3 separate regions of the Homo sapiens genome follow, and regions 1 and 2 are each linked to region 3. Evidence: chromatin contacts called from ENCODE Hi-C or POLR2A ChIA-PET data. All regions are on one chromosome and are shown on one strand. Each heading gives the region's core, a stretch centred on a gene start or an enhancer-like site at or near the end of the contact. The rest is flanking DNA. Distances are from core to core; before and after follow the strand shown.

What was found. Hi-C counts contacts between places; a loop is a spot of excess contacts on that map. ChIA-PET counts read pairs that join two places held with the same protein, here RNA polymerase II (POLR2A). Pooled maps may share reads with other maps.
Region 1: a map of GM12878 shows a loop between it and region 3 (5-fold over the local background). The contact joins the promoter of CCR5 here to the enhancer-like site in region 3. A Hi-C loop is called at or near these places in 2 of 168 maps with a recorded cell type or tissue (GM12878 and breast epithelium), 5 of 37 single-sample maps with no recorded cell type and 7 of 50 pooled maps. POLR2A ChIA-PET finds 5 or more read pairs at or near these places in 3 of 52 experiments (H1, HEK293 and activated CD4-positive, alpha-beta memory T cell).
Region 2: a loop to region 3 is called in a map with no recorded cell type, with 6 times the contacts of the local background. The contact joins two enhancer-like sites. A Hi-C loop is called at or near these places in 2 of 37 single-sample maps with no recorded cell type and 4 of 50 pooled maps. POLR2A ChIA-PET finds 5 or more read pairs at or near these places in 1 of 52 experiments (H1).

The regions. Positions count from the first base shown.
Region 1 is chr3:46,367,664-46,372,258 of GRCh38, forward strand. CCR5 (C-C motif chemokine receptor 5) reads left to right here and starts at 3,283. Exons shown (of 2, transcript NM_001394783.1): 1 at 3,283-3,325. It overlaps CCR5AS (CCR5 antisense RNA), which reads right to left. Exons shown (of 4, transcript NR_125406.2): 3 at 3,581-3,754.
Region 2 is chr3:46,347,408-46,352,245 of GRCh38, forward strand. No RefSeq gene overlaps it. Among named protein-coding and RNA genes, the nearest start is that of CCR2, 4.3 kb to the right of the region's middle. RefSeq lists an enhancer at 2,821-2,970. Within about 2 kb of position 2,509, at least 6 of the 41 ENCODE cell types and tissues checked have a DNase peak (open chromatin) inside an H3K27ac peak, as active enhancers do.
Region 3 is chr3:46,184,149-46,188,841 of GRCh38, forward strand. The region is part of intron 1 of LOC105377067 (a long non-coding RNA gene); the gene reads left to right. Among named protein-coding and RNA genes, the nearest start is that of CCR1, 22 kb to the right of the region's middle. RefSeq lists an enhancer at 3,391-3,530. Within about 2 kb of position 3,068, at least 3 of the 41 ENCODE cell types and tissues checked have a DNase peak (open chromatin) inside an H3K27ac peak, as active enhancers do; they include GM12878, where a contact is called at or near this core.

The DNA.
Region 1 (4,595 bases), core at 2,033-4,532, 180 kb after region 3:
GGGTTCAAGAGATTCTCCCACTTCAGCCTCCTGAGTAGCTGGGACTATAGGGGCGCACCACCACATCCAGCTAATTTTGTGTATTTTTAGTAGAGATGGGGTTTCACCATGCTGGCCAGGTTGGTCTCAAACTCCTGACCTCAAGTTATCCACTCGCCTTGGCTTCCCAAAGTGCTGGGATTATAGGCATGAGCCACCGCACTTGGCCTAGACATTTGTTTTTAAAAATAAAAGATTCATTTGCTCTTTTTACAGCCCGTCTCACTGTTGACTGATATTGACCAGGAGTCAACTCAGGCCCCAGGGATTTTCACAACAGCTGCTGTATGGCAGGGTTTCTGCTCACTGTGCTCATGTAGTTGGCCCTTGCACCCAAAGTGAATAATTAACATTCTCCCCATCCTGTTGACGATGCTCTGAAAATATGGTCCAGAAATGGTGTGAGCAAGGAGACAGCAAAGCAATGCTTGGAACATAGGTGCAGTGACTAGACATGGGGCAGCTGTTTAAAGACAAAAAGGCCCCAAAAAGGAGGGATGGCACGAAACACCCTCCAATATGGGCATGGAGTCTAGAGTGACAAAGTGATCAAAAGTTCATTTCCTATGGGGTGTCCGAATGTACTTAATAATAAAAAGAGAACAAGAGCCATGCAAACTGAGAGGGACAAAGTAGAAAGAGTAGCAGACACCAAGCAACTAAGTCACAGCATGATAAGCTGCTAGCTTGTTGTCATTATTGTATCCAGAACAACATTTCATTTAAATGCTGAAGAATTTCCCATGGGTCCCCACTTTCTTGTGAATCCTTGGGCTGAACCCCCCTGTCCTGAGTGGTTACTAGAACACACCTCTGGACCAGAAACACAAAAGTGGAGTAACGCACACTGCAAAGCTGTGCTTCCTTGTTTCAGCCTGTGAATCCTCACCTTGTTTCCCATCTAGCCTATATTTTTCAAACTAACTTGGCCATAGAATCATGTAGTATTTAGGGTGGAAGCTGCCCCAGGTCTAGCACGTCATTTAACAGATGAGGAAATGGAAGCTTGGGCAGTGGAAGTATCTTGCCGAGGTCACACAGCAAGTCAGCAGCACAGCGTGTGTGACTCCGAGCCTGCTCCGCTAGCCCACATTGCCCTCTGGGGGTGAGTATGTCTTCACATCCTCCAATACCCTAATGACAGACAAACAGAACATGGCAAAGCCTCAGCTCTGCATGGTGAAAGTAAGAACCAGCAATTGCCACAAACAGAAATACAGTGTTGGTCCGGCAGCCTCCGGGGGTTCTGCACAAGTGGATTACCAGTGAATACAAGGCTATCTATCTTTCGAAAAACCAAAGTTGTATTTATGCTATCTATTTTCTATAAAATTTTATATTAATTTATTTGTTACCTATTTTTGAACTCTTTCAAAAGCACACTTTATATTTCCCTGCTTAAACAGTCCCCCGAGGGTGGGTGCCCAAAAGGCTCTACACTTGTTATCATTCCCTCTCCACCACAGGCATATTGAGTAAGTTTGTATTTGGGTTTTTTTAAAACCTCCACTCTACAGTTAAGAAAACTAAGGCACAGAGCTTCAATAATTTGGTCAGAGCCAAGTAGCAGTAATGAAGCTGGAGGTTAAACCCAGCAGCATGACTGCAGTTCTTAATCAATGCCTTTTGAATTGCACATATGGGATGAACTAGAACATTTTCTCGATGATTCGCTGTCCTTGTTATGATTATGTTACTGAGCTCTGTTGTAGCACAGACATATGTCCCTATATGGGGCGGGGGTGGGGGTGTCTTGATCGCTGGGCTATTTCTATACTGTTCTGGCTTTTCCCAAGCAGTCATTTCTTTCTATTCTCCAAGCACCAGCAATTAGCTTTACCTTTTCAGCTTCTAGTTTGCTGAAACTAATCTGCTATAGACAGAGACTCCGGTGAACCAATTTTATTAGGATTTGATCAAATAAACTCTCTCTGACAAAGGACTGCTGAAAGAGTAACTAAGAGTTTGATGTTTACTGAGTGCATAGTATGTGCTAGATGCTGGCCGTGGATGCCTCATAGAATCCTCCCAACAACTCATGAAATGACTACTGTCATTCAGCCCAATACCCAGACGAGAAAGCTGAGGGTAAGACAGGTTTCAAGCTTGGCAGTCTGACTACAGAGGCCACTGGCTTAGCCCCTGGGTTAGTCTGCCTCTGTAGGATTGGGGGCACGTAATTTTGCTGTTTGGGGTCTCATTTGCCTTCTTAGAGATCACAAGCCAAAGCTTTTTATTCTAGAGCCAAGGTCACGGAAGCCCAGAGGGCATCTTGTGGCTCGGGAGTAGCTCTCTGCTGTCTTCTCAGCTCTGCTGACAATACTTGAGATTTTCAGATGTCACCAACCGCCAAGAGAGCTTGATATGACTGTATATAGTATAGTCATAAAGAACCTGAACTTGACCATATACTTATGTCATGTGGAAAATTTCTCATAGCTTCAGATAGATTATATCTGGAGTGAAGAATCCTGCCACCTATGTATCTGGCATAGTGTGAGTCCTCATAAATGCTTACTGGTTTGAAGGGCAACAAAATAGTGAACAGAGTGAAAATCCCCACTAAGATCCTGGGTCCAGAAAAAGATGGGAAACCTGTTTAGCTCACCCGTGAGCCCATAGTTAAAACTCTTTAGACAACAGGTTGTTTCCGTTTACAGAGAACAATAATATTGGGTGGTGAGCATCTGTGTGGGGGTTGGGGTGGGATAGGGGATACGGGGAGAGTGGAGAAAAAGGGGACACAGGGTTAATGTGAAGTCCAGGATCCCCCTCTACATTTAAAGTTGGTTTAAGTTGGCTTTAATTAATAGCAACTCTTAAGATAATCAGAATTTTCTTAACCTTTTAGCCTTACTGTTGAAAAGCCCTGTGATCTTGTACAAATCATTTGCTTCTTGGATAGTAATTTCTTTTACTAAAATGTGGGCTTTTGACTAGATGAATGTAAATGTTCTTCTAGCTCTGATATCCTTTATTCTTTATATTTTCTAACAGATTCTGTGTAGTGGGATGAGCAGAGAACAAAAACAAAATAATCCAGTGAGAAAAGCCCGTAAATAAACCTTCAGACCAGAGATCTATTCTCTAGCTTATTTTAAGCTCAACTTAAAAAGAAGAACTGTTCTCTGATTCTTTTCGCCTTCAATACACTTAATGATTTAACTCCACCCTCCTTCAAAAGAAACAGCATTTCCTACTTTTATACTGTCTATATGATTGATTTGCACAGCTCATCTGGCCAGAAGAGCTGAGACATCCGTTCCCCTACAAGAAACTCTCCCCGGTAAGTAACCTCTCAGCTGCTTGGCCTGTTAGTTAGCTTCTGAGATGAGTAAAAGACTTTACAGGAAACCCATAGAAGACATTTGGCAAACACCAAGTGCTCATACAATTATCTTAAAATATAATCTTTAAGATAAGGAAAGGGTCACAGTTTGGAATGAGTTTCAGACGGTTATAACATCAAAGATACAAAACATGATTGTGAGTGAAAGACTTTAAAGGGAGCAATAGTATTTTAATAACTAACAATCCTTACCTCTCAAAAGAAAGATTTGCAGAGAGATGAGTCTTAGCTGAAATCTTGAAATCTTATCTTCTGCTAAGGAGAACTAAACCCTCTCCAGTGAGATGCCTTCTGAATATGTGCCCACAAGAAGTTGTGTCTAAGTCTGGTTCTCTTTTTTCTTTTTCCTCCAGACAAGAGGGAAGCCTAAAAATGGTCAAAATTAATATTAAATTACAAACGCCAAATAAAATTTTCCTCTAATATATCAGTTTCATGGCACAGTTAGTATATAATTCTTTATGGTTCAAAATTAAAAATGAGCTTTTCTAGGGGCTTCTCTCAGCTGCCTAGTCTAAGGTGCAGGGAGTTTGAGACTCACAGGGTTTAATAAGAGAAAATTCTCAGCTAGAGCAGCTGAACTTAAATAGACTAGGCAAGACAGCTGGTTATAAGACTAAACTACCCAGAATGCATGACATTCATCTGTGGTGGCAGACGAAACATTTTTTATTATATTATTTCTTGGGTATGTATGACAACTCTTAATTGTGGCAACTCAGAAACTACAAACACAAACTTCACAGAAAATGTGAGGATTTTACAATTGGCTGTTGTCATCTATGACCTTCCCTGGGACTTGGGCACCCGGCCATTTCACTCTGACTACATCATGTCACCAAACATCTGATGGTCTTGCCTTTTAATTCTCTTTTCGAGGACTGAGAGGGAGGGTAGCATGGTAGTTAAGAGTGCAGGCTTCCCGCATTCAAAATCGGTTGCTTACTAGCTGTGTGGCTTTGAGCAAGTTACTCACCCTCTCTGTGCTTCAAGGTCCTTGTCTGCAAAATGTGAAAAATATTTCCTGCCTCATAAGGTTGCCCTAAGGATTAAATGAATGAATGGGTATGATGCTTAGAACAGTGATTGGCATCCAGTATGTGCCCTCGAGGCCTCTTAATTATTACTGGCTTGCTCATAGTGCATGTTCTTTGTGGGCTAACTCTAGCGTCAATAAAAATGTTAAGACTGAGTTGCAGCCGGGCAT
Region 2 (4,838 bases), core at 1,259-3,758, 160 kb after region 3:
ATCACTCATGCTATTGTTTGTGGTTTAAGAATGCCTTTAAGCGGTTTTCTGCCCTGTGTGGGACAGGTGTTCCTTGCCCTCATTCCGGTAAGCCCACAACCTTCCAGCGTGGGCATTATGGCCATCATGAACATGTCACGGTGCTGCAGCGGTTTTTATGGCCAGTTTTGGGGCCAGTTTATGGCCAGATTTTGGGGGGCCTGTTCCCAACAATCTTATACCTTGCAATTTTGCTGAATTTGCTTGTTAACTTTGATAGTTTTTTTGAGGATTATTTGGGATTTTCTACATATCATGTCATCTGTGAATAAAGATAGTTTTGCTTCTTTCTTTCTCATTTGGATGCCTTTTATTTCCTTTTCTTGCCTAATTTCCCTGGCTAGAACTTCCAGTATGATGTTGAATAACCATGGTGAAATGGGCATTCTTGTCTTTTTCCTGATGTTAGAGAGAAATTTTTCAGTCTTTAACCATTGAGTATAATGTTAGCTGTGGGTTTTTTACAAATATCTTTTATCATGTTGAGGAAGTTCCTTCCTACTCCTACTTCTTGGAGTGTTTTTGATATAAAGGGTATTTAATTTGTCAAATGCTTTTTCTGTGTCAGTTGAGATTATCATGTGAGATTTTTTTTCCTTCATTCTATTAGTGTTGATGTTACATTGGTTGATTTTTTATGTTGTACTACATTTGCATTCTTTATATAAATTTCACTTGGTCATGGTGTATAACCCTTTTAATATGCCATTGGATTTAGTTTGCTAGTATTTTGTTTAGAGTTTTTGCATCTATATTCATAAGCAATATCAGTCCACAGGTTTTTTGTGGTTTATTTGTCTGGCTTTGCTATAATGGTAATGCTGTCTTCTTAGAATGAATGAGGGAGTGTTTTCTCCTCTTTCATTTTTTAAACGTTTGAGAAGGAGTGATATTAATTTTTCTTTAAATGTTTGGTAGAACTTACCAGTGAAGCCGTCTGGTTCTTAACATTTTTCTGTGTTGGGAGGTTTCTGATTACCAATTTGATCTCTTTAATTTTTACAGATCTTTTCAGATTTTCTATTTCTTCTTGAGTAACTTTTTAGCAATTTATGTATTTTAGAAATTTGTTCATTTAATCTAGGTTATTTAATTTATTGGTGTGCATTTTTTCATAGTATTATCTTATAATCTTTTAATTTTTGTAAAGTTGATAATGTCCCCACCTTACCTGATCTTAGTTATTTGTGTCTTCTCTGTATTCTTTTTGTCTTCTTCTTCTGTCTTAGCATAGCTAAAGGTTTGTCAACTTTGTTGATCTTTTAAAGAGTCAACTTTTGCTTTCAGCATGCATTACTTTTTAAATAGAAATATATACACCTAAGTTGCATTACAAAGGAGTTGTCCTCCACACACTTATTCTTTCCCACCATCAGAGGTTTATGGTCCCCGCAAAAGTCACCATCAGTTGGGCTCAACTCCAATCAGTCATGGTAGGTCAGGGTCCATCTCATTGTCTCCATCACTCATGCCCACCCAGGGTAAGTCTAATCATGTTCACCAATCAGAACCTCTGCCACATCAGCTCTGTGGGTTTCCTCTCATGCCATCTGTACCAACAATGAGCACAGTCTGGGTTTCCTGATGTTTTCTATAGCATGGTGCCCCTCCCTGGGACACCTCAGAAGCCACAATGATATTCATTAAACTTCTTCCTGCAAGTACTCCCTCTATTGCTCCTTCTACTCACCAAGCTTAGTGTCAGGGAATATGCTGGTGGGGAGTATGAATCTTAGCTTCTCACTCCCAGACTCGGCTCCCAACCTGCTGTTGCCAAGTCTTGGGGACATCTATAAATGCCTTCTAAATACCTGTCTTGGCCTATCCCCAGCCACAGATTCCTCCCTAGAGCAGGCTACCTCTGAGGCATCTATACTGAGATCTTAATCACAGAGACATTTAAAACATCTAGGCTACAAAAGAATTCCTACTATAGGGTTCAAATGAATTTCTTTCCGTCACTTGAGACAGCTTTTTAGCAAGTACATGTATTAAAGATTCTGATTTCCCCTTTTTTCTCCTACAGTTTGTTTGGCCTAAAGGTATGACATCTAATCTGCTGCATTTACACTCTAAGTCAAAATTACCATTTTGTTCTTTTAATTTCTATTTCTAATCATACATTCTTGTCTACTCCTGGTTCATCTGGAGACAAAGTTGAACTTAGAAGATGGAGGAGAAATTCTTATCTGCCCTCTGCTAGTTGACACTTCCTTTCCAAGAATCATTTGCAGTTGCTGGGCTTTCTTGCTGTGACTCTATGCCCTGTTGTGTTACTTTTTCATTTGTGACAAAAACAGTGGTAATAGTTTGCTTCATTTTTATTATGAAGACTTGACCAGGATAGGTAGGAACATAATTACTGCTTTTTCTGTGGGCATCATATTGGTCCAGATCATGTTTAACCAGAATTGAAGATGTAAAATCCTAGAACTCACTAATCTATTTTAGTAGGTCACAGGAAGCATGCAAACCATAAAAACCGCAATGAACCAAAAGCATCTGTGTTGACAAGAGGCAAGAATTTCTCTATTTTCTAAAGGCACTAACTGAACAAATCTATTGCCCATTACTTAGGAAATTGCTAAGGGCATCGTTAAAGTACTTCAGGCTGTTGAAAAACCTTTTCTGTCTTCTTGCCCCACCACCAATTCTCTCTAGCTATGCTTTCTCTCACATGTTCTTGCCATCCATGGAGTGGCAGAGAGGTTCTGAGTACAACTCTAACTTTCAGTTTCAATGGCCTAATCCCCAACTCAACTGCTGACCTTGAGTGTAAAAATAAACAAGATCTTAAACATCTTAGGGCCAGCATTCTGGGTCTTCTTTTGTTATTTGGGGAGCATAAACTATTCTCATATCATTGGCTTGCAGAAAAATTGAGCTTCTCCTCTTCCTTGCCCCATGTCACCTTGAGGTGACCACAGCCCTGCCTTCTATGTAATCCTGCTTGGTCAGCAGGCACATCAGAGCTCAGTGGCTTGTGACATACTTTCCTTCAAGCCTGCTCGAAGGGCCATACTCATCATTGAGACTGGGAACCTTAGAAACCATGAACCCAGTGCCAATGGGTAGATACAGAATTCTCAAACTCATGAAAAAACATCCTTTTTAACTCTCTCCGTGTGCATAAAGAATTCTAAGATGTACTGATCAAGATTCCCAATTTTCTAACTATCTATTAATATATGGACGAGGTAAGAAGAAAGTTGCAAGAAAAAAATTTGTTTGACTTGACGGTTGTGTGGTTATTTGCCACACTCCCCCAGATCCACTCTGAGTCCCAGGATGCTGATTTTAGGGGCTACATTGCCTAGACTGTCCATTATTCCCTCTTCCCATCTGGTTCAGTCACTGGGAAGCACTGGTAGGAGGTCAGAGTGGGAGAAGGAGGTTAGGATACTTTCTGCCCCTGCTGTCCTACTGCTTTGCTGAACTTCTAGCAGTGGCTGAGCCATCAACCTGCAGCTCTCAATTCCAGCTGTCTGTAGCACTCAAGTGGTATTGTTTATTCTTTTGATCCTTCTAGCTGTTAAGGAAGAAAAAAATAATTTTTTCCTCAATGCTCATAAGTTCTTGGAATGGACCCCTGTAACAAAAGACAGATTAACACGAGAAAAGTTTATTAACGTACATATTTTATACGTACATAGGAGCTATCCAGGGAATGAATAATTCTTAAAAAGGTGACTTTGAATTCCAGCTCATATAGCATCTTCAACAAAGTTCAGTAACATTTTAGAGATATGACAAGACAAAGAAAATGAACTTTGAGCCTCTAGGGACAGTGACTTGTAGGAAGGCAAAAGGAATAAATGGAGGTAAAGGCTGGTTAGTAATACTTGTTAATGAAGATTCCTCTGGTGCCATCTCCAGGTCCACAAGGATTTAAATTTGTCTTCAGTGGTGAACCTTTGTTCACCCTGGCAGAAGGTGTGGAGGGGGGTGCAGATCCGTTTTGTCTTTGTAAGTCTATATCCTGCTTTTAGACAAATAAAGGGAGGGAAAAGAGCTTTCCTTCATCTGCTTCTTAATTGCCTTCAGCTCAACAATCCTTATGCAAAAGAGGTACATTTTAGGGTGTCAAATTCTGGTCTCCCACAAAGCATAGGGATGACAGACCACCTCACCATCCCTGTTGCTTCTTTTAAGCCTGCTCACCCCTCCAAAAATATTTTCATTCTATACTGTCTCTTCAAAATCTCAGCGGAGGGTGCCCTCTGTTATCCTGCCCTCTGTGTCAGTATAAGCCAAAGGTTTGAATCCTGGCTCTGCAACTATCTACCTCTGTGCCTCTCCTTGTTTATGAAATTACAGGGCTGGAGACAAAGATCACAATGTGAAGACAAAATTGGAGAGCGGTCCTAATCAGCCAGAGCAAAATTTCTGGCTCTTGCTCTTCCCCATCCTGGGTTGAATCATAGGAACAGGTGGCAAGATGCCAGGGTCAGGAGATTCCAGAAGTGGCAGCAAGCTCAGTGTTACCAGGTCAGGGATGACCTGTCTTATTATTGAAATCTCAGAGATATGCTCCAATTCCGGCCCAGAGACACATTGAGAGACAACTGGGGAACTTGCTATGTTCCTGAACAGGCAATGAGCTGTCTTCCAAGAAAAAACCTGAGACCCTTCAAGTCTCAGGTCTTACTTAGCACATATACCAGGTCTTACACAGGACACATGGTTACAACTGACTGAAATCTGGGCTGGGTGTAGGAGCTCACACCTGTAATCCCAGCCCTTCAGGAGGCTGAGGCAGGCAGATTGCCTGAGCCCAGGAGTTCGAGACCAGCCCGGGC
Region 3 (4,693 bases), core at 1,818-4,317:
GGTAGGAAACATGTAGTTTGGGCACAGTGGCTCACGCCTGTAATCCCAGCACTTTGGGAGGCCAAGGTAGGCGGATTATTTGAAGTCAGGGGTTTGAGACCAGCCTGGCCAACATGATGAAACACCATCTCTACTAAAAATACAAAAATTAATCTAGCATGGTGGCAGGCACCTGTAATTCCAGCTACTTGGGAGACTGAGGCAGGAGGATCACTTGAACCTGGGAGGCAGAGGTTGCAGTGAGCTGAGATTGTGCCACTGCACTCCAGCCTAGGAGACAGAGTGAGACTGTGTCAAAAAAAAAAAAAAAAAAAAAAGAAAGGAAAAGAGAGAAACCTATAAATACCGATTTACAGTTATTCTCTGTTCCCAGCTCCAGCCAACTATTGATCTGCTTTCTGCCTCTATAAATGTATTCTTTTTGGATGTTTCATGTAAATGGAATCACACAACATGTGGTTTCTTGTGTCTGACTTATTTTGCTCAGCAGTTGCTTTGAGGTTCACTCATCACACAGCATGTGTTAGTGATTCACTCCTTTTTATTGCCCAATAGCATTCCATTGTATGGGTATACATTTTGTCTATTTATTTGCCATCTGATAGATATTTATGTTTCTGCTTTTTGGCTTTTATGAATGTGTTAGTTGGTTCTCATGCTGCTATAAAGATACTACCTGAGACTGGGTAATTTATAAACAGAAGACATTTAACTAACTAACAGTTCCACATGTCTAGGGAGGCCTCAGGAAACTTGCAATCCTGGTGGAAGAGGGGAACCAAGGCAAGTCTTACCTGGTGGCAGGCAGAGAGAGTACAAGGGGGGAACTGCCAAACACTTTTAAACCCATCAAATCTTGTGAGAACTCACTCACTATCATGAGAACTGCAGGGGGAAACCACCCCCATGATCCAATCACCTCCCACCAGGTCCCTCCCTCCCCACATTTGAGGATTACAATTTGCGATGAGATTTGGGTGGGGACACAGAACCAAACCATGTCAATGAATAATGTTGTTGTAAGCATGTGCAATTTTTTTTACGGACATATGTTTTCATTTCTCTTGGATATATCCCTAGAAATGGAATTGCTAGGTCAGATGAACCCTCTATATTTAACATTTTGAGAAAATGCTAAATTGTTTTCCAAAGCAGCTATACCATTTTTTATCCCTACCAGCAATGCATGAGGGTTTAATTTCTCCACACCCTTCCTAACACTTGCTGTTGTGTGTCTCATTTATTACAGCCCTTTTGGTATGTGTGAAATGGCATCTCATTGTGGCTTTAATTTGCAATTGCATTTCCCTAATGACTAATGATGTTGAGCATCTTTTCATACTTTATTAGCCTTTCATGTATCTTCTTTGGTGAAATGTCTGTTAATATTTTTTGCTTATTATTTTTAATTTTTATTTTGTAATTGTAAATTGACAAACTATTGTTGTACACAAAGTTTTGTTATAATGTATAAATACAATGTGGAATAATCAAATCAAGCTAATTAACATATCCATCACCTCAAGTACTTACATTTTGTGTTAAAAAATTTGAAATTTACTCTCTTAGCAATTTTGAAATGTACAACATATTATTATTTACTATATTCACCAAGCTATGCAATATACCTCAAAGAAATCAAAAATTATTCCTCCATGTAATTGAGGCTTTATGGCTATTTTTTTTCTTTTAACTTTTGTTTTAGGTTCTGGGGTTCATGTGCAGGTTTGTTATGTAGGTAAACTCGTGTCATCACAGGGGTTTGGTGTACAGATTGTTTCCTCACCCAGGTACTAAGCATAGTACCCGATAAGTATTTTTTTCTGAACTTTTCCCTCCTCCCACCCTCCACCTTCAAGTAGGCCCCAGTGTCTGTTGTTCCCCTCTTTGTGTCCATGTGTTTTTATTATTTAGCTTCCACTTATAAGTGAGAGCATGCATCTATCTTTGATTGTTTTTTTACAATTGAGTTATACAAGCACTCTCTAAATTCTGGTACCAGCTTTTTATCATAAATGTGTTTTGCAAATATTTCTCCCAGTGTTTTTCCTGTCCTTCCATTTTCTTAATGGTATCTTTTGAAGTGCAAGGTTTTCAATTTTGATGAGGTCTATTTTATCAATTTTTTCATTTATAAATCACATTTTTAAAAGAAATCTGTCTGGCCCAAAGTCCTAAAGATTTACTTCTATGTTTACTTCTAAAAGTTTAATTGTTTCAACTCTTACATTTAAGTCTATGATTTGTTTTCAGTTAATTTTTGTGCATGGTGTGAGGTGAGGGTCCAAGGTCATTTTTTTTGCATACACATAGTTATATTATGAAATGTTTTTCTAGAAGTTAATATGATAATAGCTTAATATTTTATTTTATGAACATACTATAAACAGTGAGGTCCTGGTAAATATTTGACAATCATCTCTTTTAAAAAAGCCCTGATTTGTAGTATTTGCCAATTTCCCTGTGTAAATATTCCAACAGTGTTTAATTTAAAGCTACTACATGACATAACATATGGAGTTGGGAAGAAGTCACACCATTGATTCTTATGAATTGCTACAAGCTGGCTCTAGCATATCACTAAATCAATTTAACCAATCTCCTGGGTTTTTGTTTTATTTTTGTTTGCTTCTTGTTTTTCTCTCTTTTACCCTCAATATATACAAAAGATGCAAAAAAGAAACAAAAAGCAGAAACAGTCTATTTTATTCATCGCTATAAATGAATGCTGTATCTCTAGGGAGTTTCTAGTTCTCTCTCCTTAGGAACACAGCTGTGGGCAACATCCTTGAAGCCTTTCTGTGGTCACATTTAGTAGTGTCTATCACATTTACTTTCAGACAACCCCCTCGCCAGCCTTGCTTCCTTTTAATGATAAAGAAAATCAAGTTTTGACAAATAGAGTATAAAGCAGCTTGAACTTCTGCAATTTTGCAAAAACACATATACAAAATTTAAATTATAGAGGTGACTTCCCCCCCTTTTTTTTCTCCCTCTCAAGAACCAAGTATAGAATTAAGCAAATGCTGAGGAGGAAAATAGTTGTCTTGACAGGCAGTGGAAGTCAAGTGTGAATGGCCACAATGTGTCAGCTTCCTGAAAGTGTCTTGTACATAAGAGTACTGCAAAGAAATCACTGGAGTGTGACACTGTTTCAGATAAATATATCTGATCTTCCTTTCGAGGAAATCTTGTAAGAAGTGCAAATAAAACTAGGGGGCCACTTTGGATCAGATGCTTTTTTTTTTTTTTTGAGGGAGGGTCTCACTCTGTCACCCACACTGGAGTGCAGTGGTGTGATCATGGCGCACTGCAGCCTCGACCTCCAGGGCTCAAACAATCCTCCCATCTCAGCCTCCTGAATAGCTGGGACTACAGGTGTGCACCACCATGAGTGACTCATTTTTGTATTTTTTGTAGAGACAGGGTTTTGCCATGTTGCCCAAGTTGGTCTCAAACTCTTGGGCTCTCAAAATGCTGAGATGATAGGCATGAGCCCCCATGCCTGGCCAATAGATATTTTTAATAAGTAGTTATTAGATGCCTATCTGTAGCTCTGTGGAGCCCACATAGCTTTATCCACATTGTTACAAATGGGAAGCAGCAGAGGCCTGGGATCTGGGAGAGCAGTGAGCCATGGGGGATTTGGAGGAGAAAGGGCACTAAGTTGTATGGGGATAAGAGGGTTTTGAGCAACTGTCACTATTTGGCAAGACCTTTATTCAATATAATTACCATTATTTAAAGTACCCCTTTCTATTACTATGAAAAGTGAGGCTCAGAGAGATGTGAAAGTGCTTACACAGGGACTTCTGGCTTACAAATACCTGCTTTTTAAACTCTGTGCTCAGAGTGTGCATTGGGAGTCACCTCATGAAGTGGAGACTCAAGCTCAGTGACTCATCACAGCCTCCTGCTCTGGCCCCATGTCCCAGTCAGCCCACTCACTGCCCCATGCTCCCCCTCTCACTCCTGCTCCCCTGCACATGACGGGAGTCATACTAACCTTTGTGCAGGTCCCAGAGAGAGTCATGCTTCTGGCCTTCATTCACTCCACACCCTTACCCCGGAATGTTCATCCCACTGTGTTCTTCTAAGAAGCAACTGCTCATCTTTTTCTTTTCTCTGTCTCCTTCTCACTCTCTTTCCCCAACTTTCCCCCCATTAGACTTCTTCTCCTTCTTGCCCTTTCTCCTTCCTTTCTTTCTTTTCACAAAGAATAGTTTTTCTTATGATGTGGCCATTTTAAAAGTTGGATAGGCCAGCCTGGTGGCTCATGCCTGTAATCCCAGCACTTTGGGAGGCCAAGGCAGGAGTATCCCTTGAGGCCAGGAGTTCAAGACCAGCCTGGGCAACAAAGCAAGATCCTGTCTCTACAAAGGATAAAAATAAAGTATTAGCTGGGTGTAGTGACATGGGTCTGTGGTCCCAGCTACTGAGGAGGTTGAGGCGGGTGGATCTCTTGGGTCCAGGAGTTCAAGACCGCAGTGAACTGTGGTCACCACTGCACTCCAGCCTGGATGACAGAGTGAGATCCTGCTCTAAAAAAATATATGTATTTTTTTTTTCAGTTAGATAGCACTGAAAGCATACAGAAGAAAATTAACATCACTCATTTGCGATGACTTTATACAATGTCAGTTTAAACGGGAACTACATTTCCCAGAACTCACTGTCAGTAGGGTTCCAGGTT